2 separate regions of the Homo sapiens genome follow, and region 1 is linked to region 2. The links are chromatin loops, found by intact Hi-C in ENCODE. Cell type or tissue: dorsolateral prefrontal cortex. All regions are shown on one strand. Links, peaks and the distances in the headings refer to the core of each region. The heading gives the core; the rest is flanking DNA. Region 1 holds the start of LOC124900696 (a long non-coding RNA gene). Region 2 overlaps APBB2 (amyloid beta precursor protein binding family B member 2).

Region 1 (16,465 bases), core at 5,361-13,360, 970 kb before region 2:
CAGTTTAAGTACATTAAAAATGACATTTACGGAAGCAACTATCAAATTATTTGTGGAATACATTTAAAATTAAATTCTCATTCCCAATCCCAATATGAAAGAACATTATTAATATTGTGTGTGATATTAGTTATGCAAAGTAGATGGAGGATGGCAGACTCATAAACAAATTGACAATTTAGATAGAAACTACTCTTGGCCAGGCATGGTGGCTGATGCCTGTAATCCCAACACTTTGAGAGGCCAAGGTGGGTGGCTCGCTTGAGTCCAAGAGTTTGAGACCAGCCTGGGCAACATGGTGAAACCTTGTTTCTACAAAATATACAAAAAAAATTAGCCATGTATGGTGGCTCATGACTGTAGTCCCAGCTACTCTGGAGGCTGAGATGGGAGGATTGCCTGAGCCCAGGAGGTCATTGAGGCTGCAGTAAACTGTGATTGCACCACTTCATTCCAGCCTGGGCAACAAAGCAAGACCCTGTCTCAAAAAAAAAAAAAAAAAAAAAGGAAAAAGAAGGAAACTCTCTCTGGAAAGTCTAAGAGCTATCTTTCAAGAGTTCTTCAATTGCTTAAAATAGAGGGAGAATATTAGAGATTCATAGAGGTTTCTAAACCCTTATACTTTACTAAAACTGTTTTCCAGATTTAAAACACTTCTTTACATTCTGTCACATCATCAAATAAAACATACTTTATACTGACTTATGTGGAGAAATCCAAGAGTGTCCAAGTCAAGTTCTTTTGTGTCTAACTAACTTCTCTTCAACAATGAAAACAGAAAGTCCTAAAAGAAGAAGTAATGTGTAGAACAAGCAAGACCTAACTGAGATATGACTTGTTAGTTAGCACTCATTTATGTAGGAATGAAAAGGAATAGAGACTAAACAGTAACCTGTTTTACCACCTAAAAATACTCATTGATAAAAGTGTGCTGCAAAGATATGGTCAGGAAAATAAACCATATATAATGCACTTTTCTTCACAAATTCTAAAGGAGTTATGAGTGCCTCTTCCCTCTAGTCAAGTTTGATTTAGCACCTACCATGTGTTGGGAGCACAGCATGGAAATGTACAAGGAAAGACCCTACTATCACAGAGCTTACATTATAGTAGAGGACACAAAAAAATAAATCTTTTTCTACAGTATGTTCTGTCAAGTTGTTTGAATACTTAATATTTCCGTTGAAATAATGATTTTCCTCATAGGAGTGAATTTGATGATTTCTCAAATTTATAAATTTAGGATTTTATTTTATTTTACTTTATTTTACTGAGACACGGTCTCACTCCATCGCCCAGGCTGGAGAGAGTGCAGTGGCACTATCATGGCTCACTGCAACCTCAACCTGCTGGGCTCAAGTGATCCTCCCAAATCAGCCTCCTGAGTTGCTGGGATCACAGGCGTGCAGCACCATGCCTGGCTAATTTTTGGATTTTTTCTAGAGACAGGGTCTCACTATGTTGCCCAGGCTGGTCTTGAACTCCTGGGCTCAAGTGATCTACCTGCCTTGGCCTCTCAAAATGCTGGGATTATAGGCATGAGCCACCGGGCTTAGCGGGACCATATTTTAAAGTCTATCTCTTCTGGGATCATTATGGCATAATACGGCGCTGTTACTGCTGGTACAGTTTAATTGGCAACTTAGCTTAAAAGAAAACACTCATCAATGTTCTTGAGCATTCTTTTTTGTCACACTGAAGTTTGTTTTACCTATAGCAAATGTAATCACCTGCTTTTGGTTTGGGGCCTCTCTGTTCACACCACTCCATACAATTCTGCTAATTTTGAGTAGATAAATTTTGGAGCCCCCAAAAGTCCTAAATGAATATGAGTTTAGCAATCAGTGTTCTTGTAACAGAACAAAATAATTTGGGCCTTTATTCTACCTCTTACAATTCCATGAAAGGCTCATAGGAGAAAACACCTTGGATTTGTGTAATTTCATACAAGGGTCTCCTCATCTTCCTTATGTTTCTTATTACAGCTGTTCTACAGGTTCCCACACTTTCAGTCCTAGCTCCGCACAATCTAGAGTATGAGGTCCAAATGTTATCATCAAATGATTTAGAAAATCAAGACAACACCAACATTAAAAAAAAAATTATGCCAGGCGCGGTGGCTCATGCCTGTAATCCTAGCACTTTGGAAGGCTGAGGTGGGTGGATCACTTGAGGTCAGGAGTTCGAGACCAGCCTGGCCAACATGGTGAAACCCTGTCTCTACTAAAAAGTACAAAAATTAGCTGGGTGTGATGGCGCACGTCTGTAATCCCAGCTACTCCAGAGGCTGAGGCAGGAGAATCACTTGAACTCAGGAGGTGGAGGTTACAATGAGCCAAGATTGCGCCACTGCACTCCAGCCTGGGCAACAGAGTGAAAGTCTGTCTCAAAAAAAAAAAAAAAAAAAAATTAAAATTACTTGTGCAAGATCACCTAGTCTGTATACAAAAGGAAGGGCTAAGTTCTGAAGTCCTTGTGGGCATGCAGTTTATTCTCTGACATACTGAAAGTATCAGTCACGATTCTCAGTTGCAAGCAAGATATAGCAAATCTGGCTGTTTTAAAGAGAACGGAAATTTATTAAAGAATACTGAACGGTTCATCTGGAGAAGTCTTACAGACTATACAGCCAGAAGGCACCAGTACATGTGTGTACGTGTGTGCCCCAGATCATGCTTTGAAACTGGCCCTGTGAAGCCAGCACTGCTGCTGTAGTAGGTCCAGATACACAACTTGAACGACCCCCACCACTCACACAGAACCGGGGACTCTTGCACTAAAACCACAGCCACTGACAGCTCTTCAAGCTGTATGTATCTGCCACCTCTGCTGCCACTGTCTTCTACATGGACTCTCCTCAGACAGTGACACTGATGCATCTCTGGTCCCAGCTGCAAGGGAAGCTGGGAAAGTGGGTAACTGACATTTTGAGATTCCAGGGTAGGCTCCAAAGTAGGAGTTGCCTCCGACCAGGGAAGGGGATTCCAACGCAATGGTAAATATGCCTCTTCCTGGCTAAACTGTAAGTTGAGTTACCATGCCTTGATGAACAAGCATGTGAATTAGAAATGAACTTAAGACTTTTGCTGTCTTTATTGTATAACACAGCAAAACAAGTCACCTCTGAGAGGGTGACTGCTCTTCCTATGCTCTCTCTCACTTGCCCCTCCAAGCAGCTGAACACAACTTTAGGTATGACTTAGCATTATCCAGTCCTATACCTTGACTGGCACTGTGCCCACTGCCTGGAGGGCCTTCTGCCCCTTAGCCAGCTGCATGACCCGCATGGCTTGACGAATGCCACTTCCTTCAGGAAGCCTAGAAATTAATTTGCAAAGTAGATTCATTTTGGCCCAGTTCCCTGATGGGCACTACCCTCTTGGCTCTCCAGGCTTCCATGGCACTCTGCTGTTACTTTCCACAGCACTTATCTGCCTTGCAGTGCTGTGGTTTCTATATACACCCAATCTCAGTGGAAATGGCAGTAGTTCCTTTGAAGAGAAATGAGTGCAGGAGTCAAGGCAGGGGTGGAACTTGGAAGCAGGAAACTGTGTTTGCTTCACACTTGACATGAAGATTAACACACTGTGAGATGGGGGTTTTGTGGGAGCTTCATGTGCTCCTCTTCCCCTAGCAGTCACCATCTAGTTTGCTCCCATTTTCCTATATGGTGATCCAGAGCACAACCTTTGCAGCCAACCCTCTGCCCCTTCCTAGTTGGGTGGCCTTTCCAGTTGTGTGGTGTTCAGCAAATGACTGTACATAACATATGCCACAGAGTTATTGTAAAGATGGACTGTGTTAATACTTGTAAGGTGCTAACAATGGGCCCTGGTACTTCTCAAGCCCCATCTTGGCTCAATTTTTTTAGAGACAGGACCTCACTCTTAACCCAGGCTGGAGAGCAGTGGCATGATCATGGCTCAATGTAGCCTCGAACTCCTGGGCTCAAGGTTCAACCTCCCAAGTAGCTGGGACTACTGGTGTGTGCCTTCATGCCTGGATCATTATTTTTTTAAAAACGTTTTTATAGAGATGAGGTCTTGCTATGTTTCCCAGGCTGGTCTCAAACTCCTGACCTCAAGTGATCCTCCCAAGTTGGCCTCCCAAAGTGCTGGGATTATAGGTGTGAGCCACCATCTCTGGCCCGCATCTTTGTTCTTATTGTCACAATCTTTTAGCAGGCAGAGTCCTTCTTGGTTCTCTTTTGCATCTGCCTCTTTCCAGCCCCTCTCCCAGGGCCTTGCTTATAGGAAAGACTCATCAAGTCTGTTGAAGTGAGACTTGGTGTCTGGAGGGAGGGAGGTGGGAGGGGAATTGGGAGAGGAAGAGCAGTGAACCATGGTGAAATACTGTCACGGCAATAAGAATCTTGAGATAGCCCAAGTTACAGGGCTATCCCAGGTTCAGGGGCAAAAGTTGGGGATAGAGCCCAGAATGATCATTTGTAGTAGTGTCAAATACATGATCTTAGAAGGAAAAGAAAAGTGTCTACCTTAGTCCATAGAACTTACTTGTTCATTTTGATGTTACATACAGCATGCTTAACTTTGCTGTGAGGAAACCTATACTCTTTCATTTATTGCTTTCTAAAAAAGGCTGTTGTTCACCACCTCCATCTTTCATATACTCAGGGATCACAAGGGATCTTGTTCACAGGGCAGATTGTAATTCAGTAGGTCAGGGCAGGGCCTTAGATTCTGTATTTCAAATAAACTTTCAGGTGATACTGATGCTACTGGTCCACAGACCACACTTTGAGAAGCTAGGATATACAAAATGGGTGAAGAGGGGAGAAAAAAAAGCACATACCATTTTCCCTATCATTGCAAAATAAGCAGATATCAAGGTCAATGATAGTCCATTCTAACTTGAGTTGTTTCAAGATATGTATGGCTGTGGTAGGGGGTTTTGTCACAATGCATTTCCTTTGCTCTCCCAGCTAGGTGACACTGAAGTGGTCATTTATAACTACGTTACTATGGAGACAGGAAAGATATATATTTATCCAAACCTGGGGATGAATTAATCTTAAAAAGATGAGTACAAGTACTTCAACAGATGAGGACGATCTGAAGGTTAGGTAGGTATTTCAAGTGGATTAAAAAGGGCTAAGTTATATTTCTTTTTAAAATGTATTTTTCTTTTCATTTTTAGTTGATATGTAATAGTTGTACTTTTTAAAAATTTTCTTTAAGAGTCAATCACAGGCTGGGCACAGTGACTTACACCTGTAATCCCAGCACTTTGGGAGGCCGAGGCAGGCAAATCGCTTGAGCCCAGGAGATTGAGACCAGCCTGGGCAACATGGTGAAAACCCATCTCTATAAAAAAGACAAAAATCAGCCGGGCATGGTGCTGCATGCCTGTAGTCCCAGCTACTTGGGAGGCTGAGGTGGAAGGATTGCTTGAGCCCAGGAGGTCAAGGCTGCAGTGAGCTGTGGGCATGCCACTACACTCCAGCCTGGGTGACACAGCGACATAGACCATTGCTGCAGAATCATCTGGTATATTTTTTCAGATGCGGGCTTCTGGGCCCCACTCTAGATATAATAAAATGATCTCTGAGGGAAATCTGAGAATCTGAATCTTTTATAAACACCTATCCAAGCAATTCTTACACCATTAAAATTCAAAAAGCACACGCTTAGAGCCTTTGAGGTCTCTGCTGAGACTTAAATATCATTTGATGAGCTTGCAATACAGTTAATGGATAATAGCGTGAGTGGTGATAGCCTCAATCCTTATCTTGCCATAAAATATTCCATGATTTCTACTTTGGTTTCTTACCTGAATCTTGCAGGAATCTTAGGGTTTGCATAAATATTCTTAGAATCCACTGACAATCTGGTCCAATCTTTGTGCTTTTTATTGATATTTGGTAAATACTATTGGTCCACATGTAATATAACCAGACCAATGTTATTTTCACAATTTGTACACACAATGGACTATTAAGTACTTTCTTCTTCAATATAGCAAGTACAGAATCAGCCAAATGAAGTAAATTTCCAGTCAAAACCTACGGTTATTTACTTGGAAATATCACCCCCGCCAACCCCCACCTTGCCCAAAAAAATGCTGAATTAAGATTACTTCCATGGTAACATAAGAGCATCTCACAGAGAAAGGAAAATAAATTCATGATATTGCTAGAATGAATACCATCCTTGACTAAGTGACTGTTCACTGAGAACAATTGCCATTTGGGGGTCTTTTTCTCCCTGGATAAGGTTGTAGTCTCTCTAGCACGGGCACCACTGAGCTACAATTGTATGTATAATTGTGTGGTATCTTAAAGGCATTTTCTGTGTAGTGTTTATCAGAAAACAGCAGAAGTATACCAGAACCAAAAATACTTTTCTTCACATTGTCAAGAGGACTTTCATGCTTTTCATCCATTCTTCAGAAAATGAAAAGCTAATGCCATGTAATCACAATTTCCTGGGATTCTGAAAAACCGTTAAAGAGGCACATTGATGGCCTCTGAATAGAAACACTGTAGCGCGTTTTGGATTGGCTCTGTTCTGGGGGTTCTTGACACTCATATGCTCAAATCAGAGTGGTCAAAGGTTTCTTTTGTGTCCAAAACACCCAGACGGTCTGATTTCAACCATGCATGTGCTTCTGGGTGAATGCAGATGGTAAGTTTTCTTTTTCTTTTTTTAGTGGGGAAAAAAAAAGAAACTTAATTAAAGCCCATGTTAATTATGTTGATAGTTGAAGCTTGATAATTATGAGAATTTCGTTTTGTAGGTATCTAAAATAGGGTGCTTTAAAGTTGTATTGTCAGATGAAGTGTTTTTCTTTCTGTGGTCTAGATTTATTAAAACCAACCAAACACCACATAAAGTTAGCTTTATTAGAAGCAGGAATAAACAGGAAGATTTCTGGCCATGTTAATATTTAATTTTAAGACAAAGTAGCACACCTGTGTTACTAAACACATTAGGCTGTATTTTAAAACCATGTTATGTTTCTTGAACCACTGGCACATCTTCCTCCTTCTCATATCTTCAAAAACATTGCTGCAGTGTGTGCTTGTATGTACTATCCTGAAGCAGTTTCCAAGAGCTGCATTGATTCCCAGGAAAATGGTTGTACAGAAACAAAACTGGCTCATGGTGTATTCCCAGGTACATTCAACAGCCAACTTAACGTATTACTACTTACTGTGTGCTGACCAGTGTGCCACAGAAACCCACACAGTGTCAGCCATAGTGATTAAACAAAGTGGCATGGGCAATGTCAACAGTCCATGTTTCTGTGTAACAGGACATCTGATTTTGGTTCTCCAAATAGGAAGTGGCTCTTCCTATCAAAAGGGAGCGTTTGCCTCTTGCAAAGATGATGAATTAACCTTGGCAGTCAGATGGGAGAGTCAGAGAGCTGCAGCCCCAGCAAGCCAGGCTCTGGATGAGTAAGGAAGTCCATAAGGACTTGAAACTAGAAGCAAGTATCTCAACTGCTAGGGACAAGAACAGCATGGATCACCCAGAAAAGGAGCACTGCAGGGCTGGGCATGCTCCCCGGCCACCTTTGAGAGGGTAAACTCACAGGATATTCAAGTTTGTTGTAAAGGTCTCATCTTAGATTATGAGTTCAGTTTTCAATAAAATTTTTTGTGCCTGTCTTAGTCTGTTTTGTGTTGCTATAACAGGATACCTGAGGATGAATAATTTATAAAGAAAAGAGGTTTATTTGATTCATGATTCTTGTGGCTGGAAGGTTCAAAATTGGGCAGCTGTATCTGGTGAGGGTCTCAAGCTGCTTCAACTCATTGTGGCAAGTGGAAGGGGAGCAGGTATGTGTGCAAAGAGACTGCATGGCAAGAGAGGAAGCAAGAGAGAGAAACAGAGGAAGTCATATGCTTTTTAACAATCCACTGTTGGGGAAACTAATCCATTCCCTGAAGGACTCACTCACCTCCTCAGGGGAGAGTATTAATCTATGTATGAGAGATCTGCCCCTATGACCTAAATACCTCCCACTAGGCCCCACCTCCCAACACTGCGAAATTGGGGATCAAATTTCAACATGAGTTTTGGCAGGGACAGACCATATCCAAACCATAGCAGTGACCTGCATTAAGTCCAGTGTCAAAGAAACCCTTTAACATGTTATATGCAGAAATGCAGATGTGGTTCATCTGGCATGAACAAGAAACTTTTTCTCAAAAGAATGAAAACAGATACATAGTCTTCTTTACTGAGTTGGGTAAAGCTTGCTTTGGTCAGGATATGCCACATATGAGTCTAACATGTGTGAAGAATCTTATATATTATCCTGAACGAAACAGTTAAATAATCATATTTTGGTTGTGTAGGATCCACCATGATTTTGTAAGAAAGAAATGAATAAAAATAAACTGAGAGCTGAGGTTTTCTGGGAAAAAAAAAGGCTTTGAATGATCCAAGTTCATAGATAAGAGATATTTACTGCACCTTTAATACGTGCAATGCTCTGATAGGTGTCACAGTGATAAGGGTAGTGGAAGGTGTGGAAAGGGAAAGGGGTTGGGTCTGACATAGGGTTAATTCTAATCCCCTACAACTTCTACACTGGTGAACAGCAATGCTCAGAAGAGAGATCCTGTGACATCCTAAAATGTTCTGTAACTCATAAGCAAGGCCATTTATCATAGGGTTGAAGTGCATGCTCTCTGGAAACTCATGACCTGGGTTTAAATTCCAGCTCTATCATTTTCTAGCTGTGTGACAGTTCTCAGCTGCCTCATCTTCACAAGAGCAATAGTAACCATACCTATTCATAGAAAAGGGGAAATTAAATGAACTTAAGTACCTGATGTACTTAGTATTATGTAAGTGTTCACTATTATTGTCAAGTACTACTGAAATTGACATTCAGCAGTCCATGTATTCCATTACACACTGTGTACTAATTCTTTGCAAATGATTAGCCTATGTAAGTTATATCAGCGACTGTAAGATAACCGAATTAGAATTCACAATTCCCCAGCCATTCTAGAAAAATGGAAATTTGCTGTACAAAGATTATGGCCCTGTCCTCATAATTGAGGGTATTCCAAGAATATCTGGAGGAATCTTAGAGTTCTGTTTTTTTATTGAATTTGACATATTATGAATTCAATTCTTATTGTTCATGGAATATAATTCATATTAATTGAAGAAAAATAATTCAGACTATGGCCTGAAATTACAAAAGCATGCTAACTTTCATGTGAGCTGACAGTTCTTGTCCACCAGGGGGCAGTCCACTCATTGAAACCAAGGACAGAAATAACTAGAATAAATAAAACCTGTAACTTAAAAATAAAACGCATTTTAAATAAGTTTCAGTTTCAATAAAACTTTTATAGAGATACAATGACATAGAAGAACCAGTCCTTGTTCCTGCCTTCTGGTAGACAGACAATCAAGAGACAGAATAAAGCAAAAGGTAGTACTAATCTACAATCCAGTCTCAGGGCCATCTAGATAAATGAGGGGCCTGGGGGCACTCTATGAAGTGAACTGAACCAAGGCCAAATTCACTGTACAGAACAGGATTTAAATGCAAGAGAACTAGTGACAATCAGAGGGAGTATTAAGTCTTCAATTACATAGATGTTCATCAAAGGGCATTTTATAATGCCTGCCTCCTCTAAAATGTGGTGAAAGCAGCAGTAGCTGTAATAGCAGAACTATGAGCTTCTCAGTTAAGAAATGCATCCCCAAGTTCAGGACTACTGGTCCTTATCTTGGCAAATCTAAAGGACTTCACATCCGAATAAATAAATGACTGTTTCATATGCCAAGAAATGACATTTAGCCTTAAAATAGATACATCCCACTGCCAGAATACAGAAACCATACTTCATGATAGAATAAAATCAAACATTTTAAACTCTGAGCTTTCTTTGCATCTTGGTGAAGCCGATTTGGTGGATTAGATTTTTCCTAGCAAGGAACTAAGGAACAGTTGAGTTCAAACATACTATTACATAATCTGCAATTATCCAGGAACCAGTGGAGTATAGTAGAAAGATCAATGACCTTGGTGTTAAAAGAGCCAGTCATAAATCTTAGTGTCTCTACTTTTCATTTATATACCCTTGGGCAATATATATGTAAGGGAGTTTTGCAAAACTATGTGGAGCACGATATCATACATTCACAAGGTTTTATTAATTACAAAGGACTTTTCAACACAGTGTTTCCTCATAAGATCTTCCTTAGATGGAATTTTGCAAGGGTTAAATGAGATAATTCACATAAAGCACTTGGAGGGTGCCTGAGAATCAGAATAAGAATGCAATGAATGGCAGTTATTATTAATAGTAGTAGTATTAGTTTGACCCTCATGCCAATCCCGTGTGCTAGAGATTGTCATCTCCACATTGCGAGATTTTAAACAACTGCAGCCCAAGAGAAATAAAGTGACTGGTCTAAAGTCACAAAACAGGAATATTAGAGCCTGGACTGAAGCTCATGCATGTTTTCCCTTTTCCAGCATACATTCAGGACACTATTTACAATGAGCTTGAGCAGTATCACAAGGAAGAGGGTTTTTTCCCTTTGAAGTGAAAGCCCAAGTGGATGCCCCACCATTGACTTTCCCACTCTTCTGGTCCTGGCCTCGTAGAGTCCCTGACCCCAAGAGCTCCTTCAATGCATCAGTATAGAACAGAGGCTCTTAACCTTCATTGCACATAAGAATGCTCTGGCGAGTTTTTAAAAGTACTGAGTCTCAGACCCCAAAGCAGTCTAATGAAATCGGAATGTTCTGTAGGACATTTCTTCCTCGTCCACTCTAGCCACAGTTACTATGCCTGAATCTGGAACTCAAAGTCATTTCCCCCAACTCCAAACACAGCACCCTTTCTGCTGCCACACGTGAACACTGTCAGCCCCAAGAAGGGAGCCACCAATTACAGAAAAACAAGACTTTAAAAAATGGAAGATGTCAAAGAGATGGATTGCCAGGAAAATATAAGGGGTTTAGGGGACAAGGTGCCTGAGGAGGGGTCAATCTAAAGAGAATGAATAGACATGCAGGTATTGGCTCACTTTTCCAGACATGGGGGATGCATGTAGCATGAATCATCCCCCTAAACTGGATACAAAAAAAAAAAGAACTAGTATACTGGTTGACTGCATCGTGTCTTTGTGGAAATAGGGCAGAATCAATCGGCATTGGCCAGGCTCAGTGGCTCACGCCTGTAATCCCAACACTTTGGGAGGCCGAGGCAGGCAGATCACCTGAGGCCAGGAGTTCAAGACCAGCTTGGCCAACATGGTGAAACCCATCTCTACTAAAAATACAAAAATTAGCTGGGTGTGGTGGTGAGTGCCTGTAATCCCAGCTACTCGGGAGACTGAGGCAGGAGAGTACTTGAACCTGGAGGCAGAGGTTGCAGTGAGCCAAGATCACACCACTGTATCCCAGCCTGGGTGAAAGAGTGAGACTCCATCTCAAAAAAAGAAAAAAAAAAAAGAATCAATTGGCATTCCAGGCAACTCTCAAATGAAACTTCCTTGATAGTGATTGCTATTGAACACAGATGTGTGCTTCTGAGGCGGAGAAGGGGTGGTAAATTTTTTGTACTTCATAAGAGTATAACAGAGTAATCAATCTGAATGTGAATGTCTAGTAGAATCCATTAACCAACATATTTTTACTAGTCAAGCTAATGGATATCCTTCTTAGCTCCAAACTCACCTTTGAGAAAATGCATGCCACTGAGGTCAAGTAATCCTGATAAATTGAGATCAGATTCATTGTCTAGATAACCATAAAATATGGAGATCTCTTCTCATGATCTTCCAATGACAGTCTACCAAGCCCTCTCCTTATCCCCCATCCCCAAATGCAGCAGGCACTGTTTCTTGCTGGCAGTGGGATCAGAACCACTGTCAAGAGATCAGAGGATTAGAGTGGCAAGCTCTGGTCAGAACAGTGAAGTTTTCCAGATGTCCAGGCTGCGAATGCTGGCAGGATTCTCACTTCTTTTCAGGGCTGATATTGGAGGTGGAATCCTCCTCCTTAATGTAATTTCTCCCCCAGATCTGGCAGCAAGTTCTCAAGTTTTGTCTCAAGTGGGAGAAGTCCAAGTTATGTCACTGTTCAAAAAATATTTATTTCTTCCCAAAACCCAACAAGAAAACTCTACTCTGTCGCCTCATAGGTATGTTTCCTTGCCCTGTGCCAGGCCTCAAATGTGTGGGCCCTTTTTCAGGTTGTAGTGCAGCTCCTGCTCGGCTTCTGGGGTCTGTAAGTTACTCTGTCTTGGGTTAGCCATTGCCTTTTTATGCAGAGTGCTGCCTTGTATGCGATCAGCTAGAAAAATCTTAAAAAAAAAAAAAAGGTTGGAGGGGGCATAGCATTCTCACTTCAGAGGGATAAAGACGAGAAGAACAAAAGTTTTAGGCAGATGACAATGGATCCTGTCAATTAGACTAGGTGAAGTTAAAGCAAATGAATGCTTTACTGAGGAAGATGGAACATGGGGAGGGAAAGAAAACGAGGCTGGAGGAATCCAACTACAATGGGAGTGACACTGATTATCCGAAGAGACCTTTAAGAGCACGTGCGCCAGTCCCAGCAATGCCCTGATAAAGAGCTACAATACAAAAGCCTGCGCCTTGCTCACCCAAGGATCACAAATAACCAGAATTCCCAGGAAAAACTCATGTTTCAATCTAGCAGGAGCCCAACTAAATACAACCAAATGCCAAGCTGGGCACTCTTCTGGGGGAAATCAAAGGGATGGGAACATGAGTGGCAAGAGGAACTCAGGGTCCCTTTTTAATGTCTCAATAGAAGAAAGGAAAAAATAGGCAGACCTAAGACACACCCTTGTTTTAAAATTTTTATCACAAAGGGCAGGATGGGATATGTCCATTCAGGGAGCATCACTTTGCTCCACTGGTTTCACCAGCAGGGGCTGCTTGTGTGTGCAAGGAGGGGCCTGAGATATATGGCTGTGCAGATCACATCATTTGTAGTGATTTATTGGTTAAGAAATAAAGCATGATGGGTGGGTGTGGCTACCATAGGGTAATCACACCCCCAGGGTGAGACTATACTACACACTACCAAATTCCCCCCAGGGGTGTGATTAGCTCATAAAACCCTGCCTCCCAGAACTGCCAGACTCTTTAATGTCATTTATTTATTAAAAAAGAGTGGGCCAGTTGAATCTGTTCCATACAGTGTGACTGTCACTGAGGCTGGTCTTTCTGTAAAACAAGAGAAACAAATAAATCCGAAGCCCAAGGATCTGCTATCTGCTAGTGCTTCCTGTTGAATTTTGAAATTCAGCCCGTGGAGACCAAAATAGCACAAAATCGACCTTACCAGTCCTTGTGGACTTTTGTGCTCAAGGCCAATAGCCATTCGGACTGGCCAGCAGAAAACTAGGAGATTTTATTGATTTCATGGTCTTTCACTTGCATAACATTATGTAGCCTTGGGGAGACGCAAACTAATAAAACATTTCAGGGCTGGTAATTTTTCATTTTTTGTGCTTATTTGTAAGACTGGCTTGAAGGATTTAAAGAATGATGAACTACAATAATGAAACTGGGTAAACTGAATAAAAGGCCCTTGGTCTGAACTCGTCATTCATTCAAAAGAGATTGCTATGGTTTATAACTGTAGCAGTGTTATATACAAGTATGGGACAGGGACTTAAGCTCTTCTAAAATAATTTTTATTATAGGCAGTTCTGTAGCCTCTATTTATTTGATTTTTTTTTTTTACCTTTAACACCTCAAATAATCTCTTTTGGGTCTCTTATTCTATTTTGCCCCTTTAAGGGATTATAAATATCCTTCTCCCTAATTGCTCTTTCTCCACCGTCCCACAGCTGTTTGCTTCATGTGAATAGGAGCAAAGCCCAAGGAGAGGACACCTTCACCCTCCAACCCTTCTGAGTAAAACGGAGATCCTATCCCTAAAGCAAGGCTCCAAGTCAATGGGCCTGTGCACAATAGAAGAACATCTGGCCTCGGGGACACGTTTACCTCTAGGCAAAGAGCAGGAGCGCAGTATTGAGTATTGTTGTAAACAATACCATTTGGAAACCTGGTTCCGCTCCTGTGAGTCCAGCAAACGCCTCAAAGACGCCCTTTTAGGATTTCTTTAAATTAATCTGAGACAACGTGGGAATACTCTCTATATAGTATCTAGCCTACTGGATATGTGGTTTTTGTTGTTGTTGTTGTTTGTTTTATTTTTATTTTTGGCACGGCACTGAAGTCTGTGTAAATAAAAGGCCCAGATAAACTCGGCGATGGGCCTTTCTGTCAAAACCAGGCTGGCTTTACATGGCAAAACCAGGGCCTTACGTGTTTGGACACCTGACTTTCCATGTCGCCCGTAAAATCGCTGGTAGGGAAACATTTTAATTTAGTAGGCACCTTATTTTTACCGAGATGCTTAAGGCTGTCACGAGCTACTACTCTTGATGGTAGTAGGAAATAAACACGAGCGATGAAAACAGCCAAAGGATGTCTAGAGGAAGCAGAGAGGCGGACGAGCCATGCGTGTTACCATTCATTTAACCACACCGGGAGGGCCCGGCCTGCTCCCCGCGCGCTCCAGCAGAGGGCGCGCGCCGCCCCGCGCTCCCTCCCTCCCCGGTAATTGATGGAGGCTGCCGAAAAAAGATAATTAGTTTTATGTATATAATATTTGATCATGAAAATATTCTTTGCCTTATTTTGGTATAGGAGATCTGTAATATATGTTAAAATAGTTAATTTTTTATTATCTCTTTGTTTGGCGGCAGCCCGGCCTATCCGAAATTACCGGAGCATCAACTGAAAATGTAGGCAATGTAAGCAATGTTAAATCTAATTTTTCTGTCCAAAACCTAATTAGCCATTTTAAAAAAGGTTAACGCCAGCGCCTGAGACGGTTTTTGTTTAATAATCCTATTACTGACGGCTCATCATGTATAAAATGGTGCAGTAGGATGCAAAATTTCCACTTGTTTATAAGTGTATCGCCGAGAAATGTATAAAATAATCGAGACCGGCGGAGGCAGGTCAGAGCCGTCTGGAATGCGCGCACCTTCAACGTAAGTAGCCGGCGCGGCCGCTCAGGGTTCGAGCCCCCACCTTGGCCGGGCAGGGGACACCTTGGCCGGGCACCTCCCGGGCTTCCGACAAAAAGGCCTCGGACTTTATTTGGGCCCGCGTTGGATTTCTGGCGGAATCGCCCTCGGGGTCGTTTGGGTTTGGAGGCTTCCGCCTTGCAGGGGGTTTCACAGGGTTGCAGCCTCGCTCGGGCCCAGGCCAGTGCGGATACTCGGGCCAGGGCAGCTTCGGGTTCAAGGAGGGTCGGCTTCTGAGCCGCTGCGACCGCCGCCCCCGCCCTGCACTGCACCCGCCTCCGGGGGTGGGGGAGGGGTACTTGCCGCGGAACGGGGTCTCCGAGGACCCTGGCCCGGAGAACGGAGGGAGAAGAAGGGACAGCAGTGAGGGCCGTGCAGGGCCACCCCTAAATGCCCCTCGACCGGCTCGCGTCCTGCCAAGGGCAATGTGCAGAAGCCCTGGGCGCGGGTGGAGTGGGACAGTTCTGGAAAATTCTGGCCCTTCTGGGGGTCTGGGATAGTTGGGAAAGGGAGAAAATGGGGCAGGGCGCCCAGGGGGCGGGGGCGGGCGCTGGGCTCGGTGGGGTCTCCGGGGAGCAGCCGTTACTCCTGGCGCCCCCCGTCCGCCTTTAGCGATGGTTTGGGAACCCGGGCGCTGGAAAGGCGCGGGTGCGGAGGGCGGCTGAGCCGCGCGGCTGCGGCACCGTGGGCGCGAGACCCCTGCGGAGAGGAGCGCGCGGACGCCGGGGGAAGCGCCTCGGGGCGGCTGGAGGCGCAGCACCCTGGGGGAGCCGGGGCGCGGGAGAGACAAAACTGTTCGAACCTTCTCTCCCTTCCCCACCCCCAGCGCCCAAACCCGGGGCGGGTGAGCGCGACCCTTGCAGCGACCCCTTGCCGAGCCCTGCCCGCGCGATTACTAAGGAGACGCGGCCTCCGGCACTGCCGTCCCCGCGCCGTTTGAAAACGGATCCATCAGCGGGTACCGGGCGTTTAAAGGGATCTTTCTGAAGGGACTTGTGGGAAAGGACAAAAGCAGGCGGCCCCATTCAGCTGACCAGTCAAAGGCGCTAAATGGGGACATCAAAAGGCGCCCTAACTGGGAATACGGATCCAATCGCAAGAGAAAAGAACCTGGTTTCTTTTCTTGGCCTCAACAAGGCTGAAAAGCCGTAAAGCAAATAGGCAAAGAATGCGGAGAGGGGCAGAAAGGAAAAATAAAGAAACAATCTCATGAATGCATTTTTCTGAGGCTTTAAATGAGAGGAGTGACAACTTCCTAGGCGCCGTTGGGGGCCGGGGTGCGGGGTCCGCCGCTGCGCGGACCCCCTCACCGAGGGAACCTCTCCCGCTCGGGCGCCCTTGCTGTTTCCACGCGCTCCTAGGCAAGGTTCTTTTTGTGGGTGT
Region 2 (16,465 bases), core at 4,696-12,695:
CCAGGCTCTGCTGCTTACCAGCTGGATGACCTTGGGCAAGTTACCTACCCCCTCTGTGCCTCAGTTTCTTCATCTGCAAAATGAGGGTAATGATGGAGCCAACCTCACATGGCTGTTATAAACATTGAATTGACATACTATAAACACTATAAATATACATGTAAAGGTCTTGGAACAGTCCTTAGCACATAATAAGCATTCTTTATGCATTCGCCATTATACTGTTCCTACTACCAGAAGGAATGGATATGGCCCCTGCCTTCAAGTAATGGAGAAGAAACAAGCAAATTCAATGCACTGTACCAGGAGCTGAGCTACTGAGTCACGAATGGGGGTTGTTCCGGGGGCATATTCCATGGCTGGTTGAAAGGGGTGGCTCGGGTGGTTTCCCAGAAGGAGACGATACCTTAGCTAATAAGTATATTTGAATTGTCACTGGAGTTAGTGATTCCCTCTCCCCCCGCCACCATACTTTTCAAAAAATGTAAGTGTGGAAGCTTTGAAAATGATTTGATATGTAAATTTGTGTTCATTTTCAGCAAATGCTTTTAGGAACAGATCTGTTAAGATGAGGTCCATCTGTATTTGCCCAATACTGTGGATAACATTGTTTCTGTTATCTGTTCCTGCGTGCTATGTAGCAAACTGCACCAAAACTTCGTAGCTTAAAACAATTATTTATTTTGCTCAGGATTTAGTGGGTTCCAGAGTCTGGGGAGGGTTTGGCGGTGCAGTTCCTGCCTGATCCACATGGGGGCGGCCGGAGCTGGAGGATCCTCTTCAAAGATGGCTTCTTCTCCAACCTGCTTCCTGGCTCAGTGCTCCTCCTCACGTCCTCCAGGGCCTCTCCATGTGGCTTGGTCTTCTCATGGTGTGGTCTCTGGGTAGGCAGTTGTACTTTTTACCTGGTGTCCAGCTTCTAAGAAGCAGGAAGGTGAAGCCACCAGGTGAGGAAAGGCTCTTCTTGGCAATGGCAGCATGTCACTTCCACCGTATTCTGTTGTTCAGAGTTGTCAGACTCCACTTCTTGATGAGACGTGGCAAGTTCACGTTACAAGGAGCGCATAGGACGGGAGGTTTTAATGCAGCCATCTTTGGGAGGTACAATCTGCCAAACATGTCATTCCCACATTTCAGTCATTCAAAATTAGTGCCTTCAGTACAGGGCAGAAAATAGCAACATGGTTGAATCACGAAACCAAGGTCCAGAGCCAGTGATGGATATATCAAGTCCTGGCTGAATGAGATTCAGCCTCTCATGCATGGCTTTTAGGTTGGCATTCACAAGGGGAAAATAAGGATCATCTCATTCCAGCCTTAGGAAAAGCAGAAGGCGCAGAGAAAGTAACCTGCCCAAGCTTGCACAGCTGGTCGTGGCAGAGCAGGACCCGAAGCCAGGCTCCCTGACCCTTGTCCATCCTGCTTTTCCGTTGAGTGGTGCAGACACTCACTGCCATTGGCCTTGGCTGCTCATTTTGCCTCCTATCCCGGAGGACAGCTTTTGTGTTTCTAAAACTGTTTTCCTCCCTTTATTTGCCAACTCGGCCAAGCATAATGCCGTGTTCCTGGCAGAAGCACGGTGTTATTTCCCTTATTAACTTCTGGTCACTACACTTGCCTGAATGAGCGGTCGAGGAATTGGCAGCCGTGTGTGAGTCCCCGAGTTTTGAAGGGTGCTGTTGAAACAAGATGCATTGTTGTCTAACTCTTGGCAGCTGCGCCCTCTGATGGGCAGATGCCTGGAAAAGCTAATGAAGGAAAGGCAGACTTCCCTCTTCCCCTGAAGGAATGAGGTAGGAAACAGGTGAGGAAATGGGCACCAGCCAGCCGCGGTGGCAGCAGCCGCCATCCTGATGGCACCAGAGCGGCAGGTGTGTGAACCTGGCCTGGTGGGTTCTTGGCACAGAATTTTGGGCCATGAATAATCACAGAACTGAACAGCCTCGGGCAGGAGTAGCCATGGGACATCCATTCAGCAGGTCTGGGTGCTCCAGGAAGGCCAGCTGGTCGAGACCTGGGGGTCCTGAAGCTGGCATTCCAAGGCCATCTGGAAAAGAGCCAGCACGTCTCAGAACTTGTTCTCTCAGGCTTGCTGCCTGAGAGCTTAATGCCAGATACTGGTATTTAGATAGTGATGAAAACATTTCTGCTTTATTTGCAGTTTAAAAATTGATGGAGAGGCTGGGCACGACCGTGGCTCACGCCTGTAATCCCAGCACTTTGGGAGGCCGAGGCGGGCGGATCACAAGGTCAGGAGATCGAGACCATCTTGGCTAACACGGTGAAACCCCGTCTCTACTAAAAATACAAAAAATTAGCCGGGCGCGGTGGCGGGCGCCTGTAGTCCCAGCTACTCGGGAGGCTGAGGCAGGAGAATGGCGTGAACCTGGGAGGGCGGAGCTTGCAGTGAGCCAAGATTGTGCCACTGCAATCCGGCCTGGGCTAAAGAGCGGGACTCCGTCTCAAAAAAAAAAAAAGAAAAAAATTGATGGAGAACTGATGGTTTTTCCTACAGAACAATTAGATTAATTCAGATGCTGGCTGGGTGCAGTGGCTCATGCCTGTAATCCCAGCACTTTGGGAGGCCGAGCGGGGTGGATCCTTTGAGCTCAGGAGTTCAAGACCAGCCTGGCCAACATAGTGAGCCCCCTTCTATAAAAAAAAAAAAAAATACAAAATTTAGCTGGATGTGGTAGAATACACCTGGAGTCCCAGCTACTCAGGAGGCTGACGTGGGAAGACGACTTGAGCCTGGGAGGCAGAGGTTGCACAGAGCCGAGATTGCGCCACTGCACTCCAGCCTGGCCAACAGAACCAGATCCTATCTCAAAAAATAAGTAAATAAATAATTCAGATGCCAAGCCATTTCTAGCTAAGCCACAATACTTTGTCACTTATAGGATTCCTATTTAAAATCTCATCCAATTGTGAGGCCCTATAGCTAAGTCACAAAGATCAAGGTCTGAGTTCTCCCTCTGCTTCTGACTCGTGCTTATAAGAAAATCATTTCAGTAGTCAGCCTTCCACATTTTCAGACTCTAAACTGACACCAAGAGTGGCAGCTCTCAACAGCAGTCTGCAGTAGATTCATCTGTTCACTCGGCATGTATGTATTCAATAGCTAGTACATACATAGCAGGGTAGTAGATCAGTCAGACTGGGGAAGGAAACAAAATAATGCAGCAGAGACAATGCTAATATCATTTAAGAATGACAATTACAGTGCTGCTGGAATTGAAGAAGTAGCTTGCAACTGCACTGCAAGTTGGATTTCTGTTGCTTCATGTTGAAGCAGTTCGGTTAGATGAGTTCACTAAGCCCTAACACATAAATAATTTCACTTAGCTTTAGGAGACCCTCAGACTAATGATCGCTTCATGAAAGGTGTATTTAGTTGTTGAATCCACACATTCCTACCCCAGATCTCTAGCCAGACATGCTTAGTTCCCCCTCTGTTGTTGGCACCAATAGGATATGTGTCCCTTTCGATCCATGATGGTCTCATTCTCTCGGCAGACACGCTGCTCAGGAAGGGGCAGAAAGGTCTCCACCAGGGTCCCACTTTTCTGCCCCAGCCACATTACCAATGGTCAGGTTGAACTGCAAGCGACCCTTGTCTCTAGCAAAGCTGGAAAATGGACCCGTGTAAATGACACATGGAACCCAGAGCCGAAAGCATGTGATTTCTCAAAAAGTGCTTCTCCTGAGAGCCATGCTTTTTTCAGTTACGAGCTCAGATGAGATTGCAACCTAGAGCGTATTTGTAGAAAGTACTTAGTTTTTTTCTCCTCTTCACCAATGCAGTGGGCCAGTGTCACTAAATAAATAAAGCAAAATGCTACATCAGGCTCATCTCTTCTCTTCAGATATTCTTATGCATCTCACCGTGTTTTGGTTGAGAGCTAGAAACAATGGAATGAATGGGCATCCAGTGTCGACCTTCATCATTTGGCAAGAGTAGAGGATGGATGGAGAAGGAAATGAACATTTCTTCAGGTCCAGCCGTGTGCTGGTCGCTCTGCATGCATCTGTCTGATTCTCAGAACCACCATGCAGGGGAGATGAAGTTATTATTCCCATTGTACAAACGAAGAAACTGGGATTCCGAGAACCTAAACAACTTCCTTAAAATCACACATATATTATGTGGGTGAACTGAAATTTGAACCCAAGGAGGCAGGCTCTAAGGCCTGTGTTCTTCCCCGTAGTACAATAATGATTATGTTAGCCGATGTTCATAGAGCATTTAGCATGTATGGGCACAAATACAAAAAGGTGGTGTGAGGCCATTATGGACAAGTTCAGTTTTCTGTCTTTCAGTTTTATCACCACTTCTGGAAATGCTGCCACGAGCCTCACAGTGCTCTGTTCTCCCACAAGCCTTGTGAGGGTCTCTTATTTTGAGTTGAGGGAGCCGAGGCACAGAGGGTTCGGTGGCTTGATCACTGTTCCACTGCTAAATGGCAGAGCTGAGATTTGAACCCAGGCAGTCTGGTTCCAGAGTCCAAGCTTTTCATTGCTGGGCTACCCTTCCTCTCAGTGTAGGTCAGCCCGTCCCTGGCCTTGTTTTTTGTTTTGTGTTTATGAGATGGAGTTTTGCTGTTTTTGCCCAGGCTGGAGTGCAATGGTGTGATCTCGGCTCACAGCAACCACCGCCTCCCAGATTCAAGTGATTCTCCTGCCTCAGCCTCCTGACTAGCTGGGATTACAGGTGCATGCCACCATGCCCAGCTAATTTTATATTTTTAGTAGAGATGAAGTTTCACCATGTTGGCCAGGCTGGTCTCGAACCACTGACCTCAGGTGATCCACCTGCCTCGGCCTCCCAAAGTGCTGGGATTACAGGCATGAGCCACTGCGTCCAGCCCGGCCCTGCCCTGCCCTTTAAAGCCTGCATTTGGTTTGGTCCCCTGATTCCCTGTGGGGTTGTTGTGGTGGGAGTTCTGTTCCTTAAGCTCAGGTTCACCTAAAGACATGTAACTGTTTTAAAGATGGAGAGGTAAGAGAAAATGCAGTTTTGTGTATGTGTGTGGTTTGTGTTTGTGTGTTATTAGTCTGTTCTGATGCTGCTAATAAAGACATACACGAGACTGGGTAATTTATAAAGGAAAAGAGGTTTAATGGACTCACTGTTCCACATGGCTGGGGAGACCTCACAATGATGGCAGAAGGCGAAAGGCACATCTTACATGGCAGCAGGAAAGAGAGAGGGTGTGCAGGGGAACTTCCTTTATAAAACCATCAGATCTCGTGAAACTTACTCACTATCATGAGAACAGCATGGGAAAGATCCGCCCCCATGATTCAGTTACCTCCCACCATGTCCCTCCCATGATACGTGGGAATTATAGGAGCTACAATTCAAGATGAGATTTGGGTGGGGACACAGCCAAACCATATTAATGACATACCCGAGCAGTTGACTCCCAGTGAATGACAAAAGAGGAAAAAACAGCCAGAGAATCTTTGTCCCCAGTGCAGGGCCGTGGTACAAGTGGAAAGATGATGAAGCAGGAGCAGCAATACCTGGGTTCTAGCCCCCTACTGTCAGCAATGAGCCGTGTGGCTAAACCTCTCTGGACTTCGCTTCTCTCATCTGTAAAATGGGATGACGCTATTGCCTAGTCTGGGAACCTCACAGTGTTGCTGCGAAGATGAAACAAGACGTGTTGTAGAGATGCTTTGATAATCTACAGCCTACTCTAAACATCAAGTATAATTTTTGTCTTCCAAAACTGTCCTCAAAATATTTTCATGTAATGGGTCCCAGCAGTCCTGCCAGTCGGGGTGAGTTAGCCGTTTGGGCGGCTGTGTGGACAGAGTCACCTAGAGGCAATGTGGGGCTTAGCCCAGTCCCAAGTGTGTACCATTTCTAAGGCCACCTCATTCTCTGAGCCTGGGAATCATGATGTTAGCAGTGTTTTACAGTATGTCATAGCTTAAATTAAGCAGCATGGATTTCTTTTTTTCCAGAGAAATTTAAAGTGGGAAATGTCTGGCAATAAACTGGTTATTAATGAGGATGCATTAAAATGTAGATAGCACCTGATGACGTGAGAAATGCACCTGATGATGTGAGAAAGTTTTCACGTAACTTCCAGATAGGTGACCGTGAGGACATGTGTAAAGAAGTTCCTATATGTTAATGGGGGTGTTTGTCGCCTCCTCTTATGGACAAAACAAGCCTTGAAACAATTTTTCACTGGTTATATTTAGTAAGTGCATGTGCGTGCCTGTGTAGATTTTTTACTTAACGTAGAATGAATTACTGTCCCTTTTTCTTTACTCTGGAGCACATTTACGTAAAGCACTTGCCAGTTCAGACTTATTTAGTGGTTCAGCCACAATGGAAAGGATGCCTCTTGAGTTTATCTTACCAGCCTTCCTTTCCTTGTACCCCTGGTGAAAGCCCAGTCTGTTCTCAACCTCCAGAGGCCTGCTTGAAAAGACTTCAGCTTTAGTCACAGGGGTTTTATACTAGCTAAAAAAGAAAAAGAAAAAGAAACTCACCTCAAGGCTCTATATAAATGTAAAAATGGAAATTGCAGCCAGGCATGGTGGCTTATGCCTGTAATCCCAGCACTCTGGGAGGCCGAGGTGGGAGCATTGCTTGAGCCCAGGAGTTTGAGACCTGCCTGAACATAGTGAGACCCTGTCTCTGTTAAAAAAAACAAAAACAAACAAACAAAAAAAAAAACAGAGAAAAAATAAGGAAGGAGGGAGGGAGGGAGGGAGGAAGGAAGGAAGGAAGGAAGTCGTCCGAAAGAAGGAAGGAAGGAAGGAAAAAGAAAGAAAGCTGCCCCCATTTTACAGGAAAACATAGCTCCTTTGCATGCTCCTTGAGTTCCTCTGCTGCTTCTCCCCCCAGTGTTCGTGTTGTTATTGAGAGAGTGACAAGGACTGCCAAAAATGGGGATTGCCACAGAATCTGGCCTGCTGCCATTAACGGCATTAAAGCACTCTTACTGTCCAAGAGATAGGCTGTGGGTAAATAGTGTAGTGCCTATAAAACATTTTCCCCCAAATCTTTTAACTTAAAAAGTTAATACTGGGGACAAAATTGACACAGATAGCTCAGAGGTTCCCCAGTGGCACTCAAGCATGTGTTGGTGTGGCATTGCCTGCAAAACACCTTCACATTCCTATGGAGTTCTTTGTGGGCCTCTCTCTTTGAAAGATGTCTGTAGAGATGAGCTTGGCCAGTGCTCAGTAACTGTGTACTAGCCAGTGTGGGGATGTGCTAGTTCAAGCTAGTCCCTTTCCCACTAGATTAAGCTGCATAGAATTATGATAGAGTGGTTTGGCCAGCACTGGGATACGTCACATTGTAAATAAGTGAAAATATTCATAATATTGTGTTCTGTTTTATGTGCTAAAGTGTGAACTGCCATCCTCTCCTTCAAAAGCAATGTGAGAAATGGGAAGCTGTATTGCATTGTCATGGAATAAGTTTCACAGAGATTGCGTTTTGCATGTGGAATTATAACCTAGATACAGAATAAACCTGAGTCTCTGGTCCATTCATCTCTGTTAAAACAAGAAGGTTCATAGGGAGAGTTAACTGATCACTCTGTTTTTAAACCTTTGCCCTGTGGATAAAAAGCACACAGCACCCTTGGTAGAGGATTCCTTGTTTTAACATCTCTTTTTCTTAAGAAGTTCACCATTACTGTTCTGCAAATACTCCTCATCATTCCAAAGCTTCTACTTCTTTGATATCCTGTAGAAGGGCAACTCTTGGTTGATATTTTCCCAACTCATTCAAATACTTTAAGATAACCCATTCCCTCTCTGATAAAATTGACCTCAACTCCCTCTACCTTTATAATTCACAGAACTCATGTTGCTTTAATTATTTTTGGTGTTTTTTTCTCTGGATAGTCTAAATTTTCTCATTGGATGAAAAAAATTCATTGAGAGATCTTAAGTACTGGTTATCTGCTTAGCACTTACCTAGGTATTGTGGGATATGAAAAAAATACACATGGGGACCCTGACCTCAGTGGCTTGTCAGGGGACCGTAGCAGGTGGTGGGATGAGTACTGTGGACAGAGGACCCCACTGTTCACCCGTCTCTGCTGCTTCCAGCCCGGGAGACCTTGGGCAAGTCACTTCCCTTTCTTTGATGGGCCTCATCCATCAAGCTGAAGACAAGAAATCTTGGAGTTCAGCTCTAAAAGCCAGGTTCTGGGGCTAGCTGGGGAGCTGGAGTTCACTTAGAGAATAGCAGAATATGAAGGTGAAGAGATGAGCTACCATCTGCAGTTGGAGTTCAGATTTGGGATCAATAAACTTCTGCAGGGCCTCAAATCACTAGACCCACCCCAGGTCCATTCAGAAGACAGTCCCAGTTGTCCCACAGGTGGCAGTAATGAGCCGCAGTCAACACAGCACAGGAGTTGCCGCCCTGACTTGACCCTGAGTGAGAGCCCTGGCCACTTGAGGAAGCCTGCAGAAGTCTGCGGTGCAGCAGAGCCCAGGGACGTGGTATCATGGCCTGCAGGCTGTGTAGGCTGCATGATACGAAGTCCTCCCCTCTTCCCTCTGACCTTCCCCACCACAGACTCCACACTCAGGTCTCCCGTTCACTGCATACTTCTGCCCCGTCACCATCTCAAGGCTTCACAACAGGATCTCACCTGCGGTTGCTTCTCTTGGAATTTTGGGAATCCATTGCCTCGCAACATCCTCTGGGTCCCTCCTTGTTTTTGTGTGATCACCAGGGTCGGTCAGTCATGCTCGCTCTCAGAATAGTTTCTAGTTTCTGGACCTCCTGGGCTTCCTTCAGTTTCTCCCTGTCTGTCTTTCCTGGTGGCCACGTACACACAGGGTAAGACATGATTGCACAGAGACACGGGTATGTTACCTACTTGGAACAAAATCCAACCACATAAGTCTACATGGGCCAAATTGTTTCTTTCAAAGGGAAACATATCTTCTTGCATTTTGAAAATCGCAGCTCAGCCAATACTGAGGAACAGTTGCCAATCTCCATGTGCAGAACGGGTGGGAAGTGACTATCTTAGGAACATGACACATGCTTCTGGAACAGGCTTGCCAATGACAGCATCCACTTTTTGCCTTCTTGTGAGCAGAAGCCACAAGGGAGCACTTCATTCTGTCTGTCTGTCTGTCTGTCTGTCTTCAGGTCTAGCCTGAGAGATGTCTCCTCCTCAGATACCTTCTCAGCTCTGGGGTTAGGTTTCTAGCCTTAATTCCAGTCTGTGGCTGACTGTGGTCTCCTTTTTCATGTCTCAGCTCTGTGCACATACATTCCTCCCCGTAGGAATTCATCATATCTAATTTACAGCAAATTCTTTAGAACAACTACCTAAAATGTTTTCTCTTCTGCAATTACCATGCCTATCTTGGCAGAGAGTTTCTTTGTATTTACTTCACCTTTGCATTACACACTGAGTTCCAGTCGGTCAGGGACCATTTCCCTGAGTGTTGGGCAGTTACCAAAGAAACTCTTTAAAGACAGACTTCACTCACACAGGGCCCAGGACCCTGCAGTGCCAGCTCCACTCCCTCAAGGCAGAGCTTCCTTCTTATTAGTCACAACTCTGGCTAATGCTCTCAGGACTTGGATTTACTCATTCGTGAAATGAGATGGCCGGGTTCCGGGGTCCCAGAGCCCTTGTGTTCTGGGTCTCCATGCTGTGGTTAAATGCTCCTCCCCCGAGAGCACAGTGCAGAATCCCAGGAGTCAGCCTGGAGAGCTCAGACTTCATAAATCTTCTCTCTGGGGTTGGGAACAGCCGTGCTTTTAATTGAAGTCTTTGTAGGTCTTTGCACGTTATGAACTCACTGAGTTCATTTCAGACACTTTGCAAAAAGTTGCAGACTTTTCATTTCTTGGTGACTGGTACAGTAAAACCTTTCTTAGAAAACAACAGTGAAAAGTGAAATTAGCCCTGAAGATAGTTATCAGTAACTTTTACTGAGTACCAGGTATTGTTTTAAGGCCAACTTCGCAGATATACATTCATTTAACACTCACTAGGATCAGGCTCTGCGCTCCGGGGCTGAGGATACTGCAGACCAAGTCCCTGCCTTTGTGTAACGTACATTCCAGGGTGTGGAGAGAGAACCACACAAGTGGAATAAAAGTACATCAGGTGAAAAGACTTACTATGGAGAAAAACAGCAGGGAAGAGTGTGAGCGAGTGCCAGGAGGAGTAGCAGCTTTAAGTAATCAGGGAGGCTTCCCAGAAGGTGACACTGAGTACGAGATGAGAGAGGGAAGCAGGTAGATTGGGAGGGTGGGGGGAGCCCATGGTGATGAGTCCTTAGTGGATGAAGGATTGGCCTGGAGGCCACTGTGCCTTTAAGCCAAAGGAATAACCAGTGGGGACAAGAGTCGGATAAAGTGTTTGAGAGGTATTTCACAGCAGGCAATGTCCTGAGTTATCTTTTAGCCCAAACCCTTCTCCCTCCTCAACTGCCCCCTTCCCCTCTCTTGTCAGATGACTAAAATGAGGTCTGAGTAAATCAGGTGACATCCTGAAGGTTCTAGTCAGTAGCAGAACTAGGACAAAAACCCAGGGACTCATGGTTTCTAGTGCCTGCAACTCACTACACCAAAATCTAGAAAGCTTAAGAGTAATTAAGCACCACCCCCCACCCTGCTATCCTATGCCCCTCCATTCTTGCTCTGTGAAGAAGGACAGATACTGCTGATTCTCATCATTTGCGGCAATTGAATTCTATAAAGTCACCAGCAACACTGAATTAGTGAATACTGAAGCATTGCTCCTAGAGGAAATACAGAGTTAGGTTCCTGCAAGCCTCTGGTCACAACATTTTCATCACCTGATCAGTATCTAGCCTTGTTTTATGTGTTTCCATTTATTTGTTTATCTATCTGTCTGTCTGTCTATCTACCTATGTATTTATTTGTTGAGATGGAGTTTCACTCTTGTTGCCCAGGCTGGAGTGCAATGGCGCGATGTCGGCTCACTGCAACCCCCGCCTCCTGGGTTCAAGCAGTTCTCCTGCCTCAGCCTCCGGAGTAGCTGGGACTACAGGCGTGAGCCACTGCACCCGGATGATTTTTATTTTTTTGTTTTTTTGATTTTTTTGAGATGGAGTCTCGCTCTGTCACCCAGGCCAGAGTGCAGTGGTGTGATCTCGGCTCCCTGCAAACTCCGCCTCCCGGGTTCACGCCATTCTCCTGCCTCGGCCTCCCAAGTAGCTGGGACTATAGGCGCCTGCCACCATGCCTGGCTAATTTTTTTTTGTATTTTTAGTAGAGACAGGGTTTCACCGTGTTAGCCAGGATGGTCTTGATCTCCTGACCTCGTGATACGCCCACCTCAGCCTCCCAAAGTGCTGGGATTACAGGTGTGAGCCACCTTGCCTGGCCAATTTTTGTATTTTTAGTAGAGATGGGGTTTCACCGTGTTGGCCAGGCTGGTCTCAAACTCCTGACCTCAGGTGGTCCGCCCATCTCAGCGTCCCAAGGTGCTGAGATTACAGGCATGAGCCACCACACCCAGCCCCCTTATTTAGTGTATGTTATTGATCCGTTGACCTTCAACTCATGGCCACCAGCACCATAACTCACCCCTGAATGACTTACCTAACATAAGTATTTCTCCATAAGGCACCTCATAGCCTTCTCGCACTTAAAAGCACTTTAGCACTGTTCTCGGGAGCCATGTTAAACAGCAAAATCACTGCTAAAGGGCACGAAAATGTGAAAAAAGTGGTACTAAATGGATCGCAAAAAGGACACCTCTTTACAGTATAAGAACTGAAACAAGATAGGGGAATGTCACTTAGCTCAACCTCAGCTAGGAACATGTGCATTGGGCAACTCAAGTGTTTTGCCACCCTGTACATGTCCACAAATGACCGCAAAAGCACCAGGAGTATGGACTTTGGGGTTACAAATAAACTTTAGCAAGTAGGTGAACTTGCAGATATGGAATCTGCACATGATGGGGATGGAGTGTATTTGCACTTGAGCTATTCGGAGGAAGGACTTTATTCAAGGCTCAGTGGCATTATTCCGAGTGGACTCATGTGCAAAGGCACATTTTAGGGTAGAGAGTACCAAACTAGTTCTGAATTGCCTCAGATTCCGCCTAGGGAGCATGCTTACGGCAAACAGTTGTTAAAAACCATACACTTGTTTATTTATTTGAGAATTACATTTTCCATATTGCAAATATACCTGTTACTATTTGAGACTGAACTGTGTAACTTCACCATTGGCCCACAGCGTCCCAGCTCTGACCCCCCAGACTGGCGGGTACAGCCTGACTGCTGACTGCAGGCTGTCTCTGCTCCTTTCTTAGGATCAGCGTTTCCCCTAGAGCTCACGTGGCCTAGAGCTCATTTCCCAGCGAAATGCAATGTTCCACTTCATGTGCACAGTTTGGTGTGCATTCCGATTTTCCTCTGTGCTTACTCTGCAAATAACGTTTCTCAGCTTTGCAGCAGCAGAAACGTAATCTGTAGTGTAAATCAGCCATGCGGACCTCAGGACTTGCTTTCCAATCTTTTCCAAGACTCCTGCAGGGGAAAACTAAAATACCACTCACACTTTCAGGGAGTAAGAATGGTTTCCCAGTAGCGCAGACATCTGCTGCGTATCAGCAGGAATAGAAGCGGGATTCTGCCAGCCGAGCTTCTTGGCCTCGACTTCCATGGGCCCTTACTCAGACTCCGAGAAGGTGGGATGTGAATCTCATGTTTACTGCCACACACTCAGATTTGCTTGGCATTTGAGCATCTCCAGCAGCAGATTTGATGAAGTTCCCTTTTGTGTAACGTGTTCACTGTTCCTCCAGGGGAATTTCCACAGTCACTCTCAGAGCATTCTTAGAGATACTTTTGCAATAACTGAGCTGTCCTTTTTTTTTTTTTTTATGAGAAGGAATCTTGCTCTGTCAGCCAGGCTGGAGTGCAGTGGCACGATCTCAGCTCACTGCAACCTGTGCCTCCCAGGTTCAAGCAGTTCTCCTGCTGCAGCCTCCTGAGTATCTGGGATTACAGGCGCCTGCCACCACACCCAGCTGATTTTTGTATTTTTAGTAGAGACGGAGTTACACCATGTTGGCCAGGCTGGTCTCGAACTCCTGACCTGGTGATCCGCCCGCCTTGGCCTCCCAAAGTGCTGGGATTACAGGCGTGAGCCACCGTGCCCAGCCATTGAGCTGTCTTTGTAGGCCTTAGGCTGCGGTGGGTTAGGGGTATCTAAGAAGCATTGTGATTGGGAGTGTGGCTATGGGGATTTGACAGCAGCCCTATGTCAGACTGCCAGGGGTTGGATTTAAGATGTCTTTCCACAGGTTCCCATCCCACTCTTCCATAAGACAATCTCTATTTCCTATTAAATAAAAAAGAGTATTTTGCAAAAGCATTTGGCTTTTTGAACAAACTAAATATTATTGCATTCTGTGCTTGTCCCGTATCGCTGAGTGCAGGAATAGTCCAAACCATACTCTCCAAAGCTTCTGCAGGCCTGTTCCATGTCTAGCCGGTCCGATTTAATGAGCAGGCCTTTGCAGCATCCCAGTGCTCTGAAGCTCAAAGTCTGTGTAGGGGCAGAGGGAGGAGGGAGGTGATGTCATGACAATGAGTTATCTAGATCCCACTGGTACCTAGAGAAGAAATTAGCACAAAGCTCTGCATGGAGGCTCGGCTCCAGCACAGGAATCCGTGTCCCCCTAGGTGTTGGTCTGGGACCAGCTGGAGGCCCACTTATGAGGACTGCAGACACATTAAGAGCTCAGGATGCACCTCTGTTGAGGTGTCCCAGGACCCTTGGATATGGGCTCCAGTCTGCAGGTTCCAGGCCCCAGCAGCTTATGATGGCGCTCCTGATAAGCCAGACATGGATTGGATTGGGCAGAGTAAGCCCACAGGAAGAACTGGCCCTGTGGCCTACAGTGTAAGACACCTGGAGTTGGACATGTTACCTGACTCTAGGTCCCCCGACTGAATCGATATTTTATATGACTTTTATATCACTAGGCATGGCTTAGATCAGGATTTATTGATAATTTAGAGCTAATCATAATAAAGGTTGACACATTGTATGCTTACCAGGTACCATTGTGAGCACTTTATACACATGATACCATTTAGTGCTCCCAACATTCCTTAGAACATAAGCACAGTCATCCCCCAGTACATGCGGAGGATTGATGCCAGGACCCCCGAGTATACCAGATCCACGCATACTCAAGTCTCACAGTTGTCCCTGAGGAGCCCACGGATTCGAGAAGTCAACCCTCTATGAATTCTGCATCCTGCAAATACTCTATTTTCAATCTGCATTTGCTTGACAAAAATCTGTGTGGACCTACACAGTCCAAATAATCCATGTTGTTCAAGGGTCAACCCTATGTCTGTCGTTTCCATGTTAGAAAAGCCAAGACACAGGGGAAGGTCAGCAACTTGCCGTGTGTCATACAGGAATTAAGTAGGGAGCTGAGATTCAAACTGCAATCTCTGGCTTCAGAGTCCAGGCTGTGTACAATTTTACTATTATTCCAATAAAAACAACTGCTTCCCATAGGCTGTGCTGGGCTGGTTGCCAGGGTTCACAGCCCCTTGAATCCACAGCAGTGCCTGCAAAGGCAAGATTATCCCTCCGGTGATGCAGATGAGGAAACTAAGGACGATGAATGTGCTGAAGGCACAAATAGGGAGTGGTAGTCCAGGACTGCCAGTCAGGTCTGGCCTAGCCTTGCCATGATATTTCAGTCTGTCTCAAGCTCGAGTGTCTTCATCTGACAAGTATTTCTTGAGCATGTGGCACATCCGGGGCCACTTTTGGGTGGTGGGTATACAGAGGTCCACAGAACAGGCCTGATCTCAAGGATCCCCCTTTAGATTGAGCATTTCTGCTAATAGAACAGCTAATGTAGAGCAGAGAATGGGGAATCAAGACTAGGGCTGGGAGCTGGGCCCAGTGGCTCATGCCTGTAATCCTAGCACTTTGGGAGACTGGAGCAGGTGGATCTGTTGAGCCCAGGAGTTGAAGACCAGCCTGGGTAGCACAGTGAGACCCCGTCTCTACAAAAAAAGAAAAAATTAGCCGGGTATGGTAGTGCGTAGCCTGTAGTCCCAGCTACTCGGGAGGCTGAGGTTGGAGGATCACTTGAGCCCAGAAGATTGAGGCTGCAATGAGCCATGATCTTACCACTGCACTCCAACCTGGGCAACAAAGCAAGACCCCTCTCTAAAAATTAAAAAAAAGACTAGTGCACTTTAGGAGGCCGAGGCGGCGGATCACCTGAAGTCAGGAGTTCGAGGCCAGCCTGGCCAACATGGTAAAACCCTGTCTCTACTAAAATTACAAAAAAAAAAAAAAAAAATTAGCCAGGCATGGTGGTGGGTGCCTGTAATCCCCGCTACTAGGGAGGATGCGGCAGGAGACCATCACTTGAAACTGGGAGACAGAGGTTGCGGTGAACCTCAGATCAAATCTAGCTCTGCTGTTTATTTACATTGTGACATTAGACAATTCAACTAAGTTCCCTGAACCTCAGTTTCTCATTTAGAAAATAAGAAATACAGCACCTACTTTGTAGTGTTGTTGTGAAAACATGTTGTGCTACATGTTGTAAAGCATGCAGCTTGTGGCAAGTGATGTGTAAATGTCAGCGCCCACCTTCATGCTTTCCCTGCCAAGACCAGACTTGTATATAAAACACTCAGCACAGAGTGAGCCCTCGATAAATAGTCACTGCTAGTATCATGATGATTATAAGTGATTATCAGATTACATATGTCTAATGAGATATGCCTGCAAGTTCATCTTTAAGTAAACATACACTTAATTTGTTCCATGACATTCTGGAAACATTGTGCTACGTCTCTCGGTTGAACCCACCTCTGCTCAAATTTTCCATTGATAAAAATAGGACTCATAATGCCAGCCTGGTTCCTGGGCAGGAAATGACTAATGCAATTAACTGTTTCTGTACTAAATCACAACCCGGAGGCGTGTCTCTGGCATGAGTGAAGAATCGTCAAGAATCCTGGCTGTTAGGATGCTGATTGTCAGGTTCCTCTGCCTGCATCGTTGTTTGTCAGCCTGCAGTGGCCTGGGGATTGAAAACTGGAGTGGGTTTCCTGCAGAGAGCAAACCCTTTCATTAGCCAACCTGAACATGCAGTCGACTGACACTTGGCGTTTCTCTCCGTAAATTAATAAGTTGGCATTTCTGGTTGATATTTTTAGATTTGTATGACTTGTTCATAACGTGCTGATGATTGAACCTGCTCAGCAGGTTAATGAGAGTCGCTGTGGGGCAGGCATTGCAAATAATGGTGATTGCATGGTGCACCGGCCTTTCTTTAGTAGCAGAAGCCCTTCTGTGTAAGGGCAAGAGCAGGGCCACTGTGACAGGGGAGGCCCAGAGGCCTCAGCCCCACACTGGGCTCCTCTGCAGGTTGCCCCTGGACCTAAGAGTGCTACACCTCTGGAAAACAGTGTGGAGAGC

The links. Peaks named below come from ENCODE experiments on the same cell type or tissue, not always from the same donor. Only the 100,000 strongest peaks of a DNase experiment are listed, where the experiment ranks them.
Region 1: it touches region 2 in a loop (3-fold over the local background); 3 of 110 quality-filtered maps call a loop at or near these places.

Annotation. Positions count from the first base shown.
Region 1 is chr4:41,881,061-41,897,525 of GRCh38, reverse strand. It overlaps LOC124900696 (a long non-coding RNA gene), which reads left to right and starts at 6,594. Exons shown (of 2, transcript XR_007058105.1): 1 at 6,594-6,644; 2 at 13,832-14,466. LINC00682 (long intergenic non-protein coding RNA 682) reads left to right here and starts at 14,915. Exons shown (of 2, transcript NR_104143.1): 1 at 14,915-15,046. RefSeq lists a silencer at 14,608-14,657 and an enhancer at 15,461-16,212. In dorsolateral prefrontal cortex, for the core only: CTCF peaks have their summits at 9,008 and 9,220 (motif pointing right); a DNase peak (open chromatin) is centred at 9,215; H3K27me3 peaks cover 1,632 bases.
Region 2 is chr4:40,908,992-40,925,456 of GRCh38, reverse strand. The region is part of intron 10 of APBB2 (amyloid beta precursor protein binding family B member 2); the gene reads left to right. Among named protein-coding and RNA genes, the nearest start is that of NSUN7, 170 kb to the right of the region's middle. RefSeq lists a silencer at 1,331-1,625. In dorsolateral prefrontal cortex, for the core only: a CTCF peak has its summit at 8,365 (motif pointing right); DNase peaks (open chromatin) are centred at 6,932, 8,396, 9,024 and 12,630; H3K27ac peaks cover 1,786 bases.